Linked DNA regions of Homo sapiens: region 2 is linked to region 1. Evidence: read pairs that join two places in POLR2A ChIA-PET (ENCODE). Cell type or tissue: PC-3. All regions are shown on one strand.

What was found. ChIA-PET counts read pairs that join two places held together with the same protein. Peaks named below come from ENCODE experiments on the same cell type or tissue, not always from the same donor. Only the 100,000 strongest peaks of a DNase experiment are listed, where the experiment ranks them.
Region 2: POLR2A ChIA-PET joins it to region 1 with 16 read pairs; 3 of 35 experiments call an interaction of 5 or more read pairs at or near these places.

The regions. Positions count from the first base shown.
Region 1 is chr5:42,107,370-42,109,869 of GRCh38, forward strand. No RefSeq gene overlaps it. Among named protein-coding and RNA genes, the nearest start is that of LINC02996, 67 kb to the right of the region's middle. In PC-3, no CTCF peak of the experiment used is centred here; DNase peaks (open chromatin) are centred at 1,292 and 1,802; H3K27ac peaks cover 2,038 bases.
Region 2 is chr5:41,967,623-41,970,122 of GRCh38, forward strand. It overlaps a transcript of FBXO4 not described here and the pseudogene MTHFD2P6. Among named protein-coding and RNA genes, the nearest start is that of FBXO4, 44 kb to the left of the region's middle. In PC-3, a CTCF peak has its summit at 910 (motif pointing right); no DNase peak of the experiment used is centred here.

The DNA.
Region 1 (2,500 bases):
GGGTGGCTCAGATTCCCGGGCTGCAAGATATAGGTGAGACTCCCTTTGGATGCTTGTGCAGGTAGCTATGAGCAGGGAGCTCAGCTGAGGGCACACTGGAGCTGAGTCACAAGGCAACTTTCAAGTTTTTTCCTGTGACTGCTACCAATGGACAGAGAAGCCTTTCTGCCAAGGCACTAGTGTGTGTGATTCTTTCTGGACTCTTTGGCAGATGGTTTTGGTTGCAGGTTCAAGGCAAACAGGCTTCTAGCCATTCCCCTTAGAGAACTAGGCTGCTTCTGAGCTTCAGCCTGGGAGCAAGCTTGGAGGATTAGTGACTCAAGTATTGGTCTGCATTCTCAAAATGATCCTTCAAGGACTTGGATTCCAGTAGGATTTCACAAACTTCTATCTGAATCCTGATAGAGAGACTTTTGTCTGTGGATGTATACAGAATTTTTTTTCTTATGGGGGTATATGAGCAGGTTACCTTCCATCATCTTGGTAACCTATGTGCAGTATTTTATATATGATCACAAATATTTTCCTCTGCCCAAACAAGGACCAAAAAAGACAAGTTACCTTTTTATCTCCCTAAGAAGGAAGCTTTTTTTTTTTTTTTAATCTTCCACTGAGGTATGGTCTTTCAATGTGTCCAGCTTTAGGTTGAGAACTCATTTCCAACTGTACAACCTTTATGGGAATTTTTTCCTCGAGCCAACAAAACCAAGTCTCTAGGTTCCTCTTATCAGATATGTCCTCGAGGCATAGATTCAGGTATAGAACTTCTTTTTTTTAATCTCTGAAGAGTTCCTTAACTTTTAAAAACTCAGTTATAGAAATAAAAAGAAATCTTCTGACATTTTATTCAGCATTCCTAGGTATTTTTTCTTGGGAGTTTTTTCAGGAAATCTAGTTTGCTATTTTTTCTCCCAGTTTCTTATGTAATTCTCTCTCATTCTTTAAGTTATAGATTAAAATTCACCTCCTCAGTGAGGCCTTTGTAAATAGCTCAAGCAACCAACCTCCTCTATCCCATATACTTCATTTTCTATCACTTGCTGAATTTAAATTATTTACATATTAATTCATTATTTCTTAAATTTAATATAAAATATATATGCATAAATATGGAAATTTGTTTAATTTATTTATTTACTAACATGGCCATTTTTTGGTTGCCATATGCTAGTCAGAATGGTGAAAAGTACTGGGACTTTGACTCATTCATAGCAGTATCCTTAGGACTTATAAAACTGTCTGTTATATGTTGCTATCCATTAAGTACTTGTTTAATGAATGACTCATCCAATAAGTAAGTGAGCACACAGATGGTTGTTTACCAAAGGGCTTTTTATTTGATATCTCTTAAATAAACAGATCCTTATCTGTTTGACAAACATTAGGGTTAAAGCAAGGGTTAGGATTAAAGCCAAATTCTTAGGAATAGCTTTATTTATAATTTAGAAATAAATGTGCTAATTAGCTTTAAGGAGCCAAGCTGAAAATCATGTGAAAGAATTACCATGCAAACCACTTACCAATAAATTTATTTTCAAATTTAGAAGAATTTTGTAAAAAAAAAATGTTAAAGCACTATGGAATTAGGTAACAGGAAGAGTTTGGAGGGCTCAGAAGAAGATAAAATGATGGGGAAACTTTGGAACTTCTTAGAGATTAGTTAAGTGGTTGTGACTAAAATGCTGATAGAAATATAGACCATAATGGTCATACTGAGGTCTCAGATAGTGTGGGCATTCAGTCAGGCTGGTGGGAAAAATTTTAGTTATGATAGCCACAAACCCTCTTGGAAGGCCTGAGAGTTTGTATAACTTCTGTAATACATCTGGCTGAAGGCAGCCTGATACCCTTACCTTTAGTTAAATAAATTAGAGTAGAAACAAAGGAATGTGGGGAATTTATCTAACTTGTTTACACATGTGGTCTTAAGACTAACCTTTGTTCTACAGTGGGTGCTTAATTGCTTTCTACTCGGGAAGTCTATAATGTCAATTACCCTCTAGCAGTGTTGGCTCAAGCCTTTGTCAATTAATCTTTACTGAATAAATGCAAGTCTCACTGGCTGGTCAGGGCCCTGTCACAACTGTTTACAGCACTCTGTGTGGAGTCTGTAAGCGGCCCAGAAACTCAACTGGACTGGCAAAGCAGAGTATCTGTGTGTCAGTGTACTTTATTCATCCATCGTTGGGTCAGGTTCTACAGGACAGACCCCCACAAAATAGAAATGAACTGACTGGGACTTGGAGCAAAGGTCACCCTTGTTATGCTGCAGCAAAGAACTTAGCTCCATTGTGTCCATGCCCTAGGGCTTTGTGGAAGGCCAAACTTAAGAGTAATAACCTATAGTACCTGGTGGAAGAAATTTCCAAGCAGCAAAGTCTTCAAGAAGTGCAATGGCTACTTCTAACAGCTTACAATTAGATACCGCAGCAAAAAAAAAAAAAAAAAAAAAATGACCTAAAGGTGGAATTTTTAATTAAGAGGGGAGCAGAGTGTAAAC
Region 2 (2,500 bases), 140 kb before region 1:
GAATGCCAGTTTGCTTAATTATTTCCCACACACTGCATGGAGTAGCTGGTATACGGAATACTGGTCCAGATACATTCACCCTACATTAATTACATGAAAGCCATCAACATCCTTATCTGGAAAAACAGAATTGCAGATCTTTCTCTCATCAATGTGCTCTGGAAGAGGCAGGTGGAGAAGGAGGCCATCTACATTACCATCATTATTCAATTTATTGATTAAATTCAACAATTCTTCCTCTGAAATTGAAGCTGGTTTCACAATTATCTCACTGTTGATTCCCACATCTGCAGCTGCCCTGGTTTTGTTGAGGATATGGCAGAGACTTGCAGGAGTTTTGCTGACCAGAGCCACGCTCAGGCATGGCCCTTTGTTGCCAGAGGCCACCTGCTCCTCCACCTCCTGCCGCACTTCCTGCTTGATCCACTGGGCCAGTTTCCTGACAACAGCTTCATTTAGTTGGCAATGGGTTCTTCCCAAGAACCCCACTGCTTCATCCAAAGCTGACAGACCAAGAGTGAGTATCTGACTGCAAAGGCAACAATTTTTAGGTTGGCCAGCTGTTCAGTTGGTGCAAAAGCTTAGCTCATAAGAGCAGTGAGAGTTATCGGAACCAGTAAGAGCTCGTCCGAGGGAGTTCAAAGGAACTGCCGCGAGGTGGAAAGGGCGAGGACAGAGGCGGCAGCTCTGAGCGGGCTGGATCAGCCGGCGACCAACGCTGACATGAGGGAAGTCGCAGCCATAGCCCGCGCCGGTGCCCGCGCTCGGCTGACAGTGATTTTAAATAAAGTTTTGTTGAAGGAAGATAGGTACGTTTCATTTATGGAAATGAAGGTGGAATTTTTTACAAAAATTAAGTTCCGCAGAAAAGTAGTATTAATGGGATTAGCTGTGACACAGTCTCCCAGCAGGGGGCAACACGTTGGGAATCAGAAGTAGCTGGGCAAATGCTTTTCAACTTTTTTGCCTTTGTGTCCCAGCCTGGTTAAAGTTCTGAAAAACATTCATTTTAAACTAAATTTCAACTAGTTATGAAATGATTAAACACCTTTTTTTAAATATTCTGACTTGGTACCTAAGTATTCGATTTTTTTTTCTGTTACATACCGAAATTTAAGAATACGTAATAATAATAAATTACTGCAAAGTTATTACCCTCTATGTAAATTTTTTTAATTGTTGAAAATGATTTCTTTTGAATTTCATTGACATCCTCATGTTTTGAAAATTGCAGGATTTGTTGCACAAACCCTCAGTTCATGGTATTCTTACATCTTATGATTTTATGAATGCCCATTCTGTTCCCATGGAAATTTTCAGTTTTTATCTTCTAGATATTTTTAAAGCGTGTTATTTATATTGAAGGTTTTCTTATCTATAAAGTTCCAATCCAACAAATGTATTGTTTTTCTAAGTGCAAGCTCTTTTGCAAATGGTTTTGTCCCTGTCTTATTTTGGGTAACCTTCTTTTTATACTCTACAGTTGTCACACATTTGTTGACATACGGTCAGATAGAGCAGCCAAGGGTTGGTGCCCCTTAGCAGCATCCTGTAATCCTATCTCCTTTATTAATACCTAAGCTTACCTTTTCCACTCACTTTTTCCTTTTCTTACTCTGAAACATATACATTTCCAGAAGAGTTCATGAAAATATATTGTAGTTTAATGAGTGCTTATAAAACAAACACTTGTGTAACCTAAGTCAAAAAGTAAAACTGGCAGCATTCCAAAACACATATCCAGTCTATTCATGCCGTTCTCCCCAATTACAGTTCTATCCCTCCACCCTGGAGGTATCCCTATGTCTTAATCAATTTTGTGCTGATAGAACATCTCAGACTAGATAATTTAAAATGAACAGGAATGTATTGGTTCATGTTTCTGGAGGTAATCCATACTATAATATTTGGCTATATCATTTTCTTTTTAATATACTCTCCCATTATATGAATATTTCATAATTCATGCATGCTACTATAAGTGAACATTGAGGATGTTGACAGTTTTTGATTACTGTAAACAATGCTGCTACAAATGCATGTGTGTGGATGTATTTAGGATAAATGGTGAGTTGCACACCTTAACATTTTCCTGGTGAAGCACCTCTTGGATTTTAAAATCCAAACTTCAGAATGTAGGTGTCTTTGCAATATATTACTTGCTGATGTCTTACACACACACAAAAATGTGCAGTCATGCCCCCAAAGCTCAATACTACATTTTAAACAAAACAATGTGTGTGTGTTGTGAAAAAAAGGTGGGGATAAGAGTGAAATCTTGAGTTCTATTTTAAATAGAATTAAGTGTAAATGCTGTGAAAGGTATAGCTGAGAATCAATAAAGGCCATAGTACTGTGGTTACTGTATACAAAGCAACCATTTAATGAACATTTAAATCTTTTTACATCCAAACATGATTGGTTGTTATATATAGGCATTTTACTGTGAATTAGTTCTGTTTTAGAAAATTGGTTGAAGTTTTGAGTTGATATATAAAAC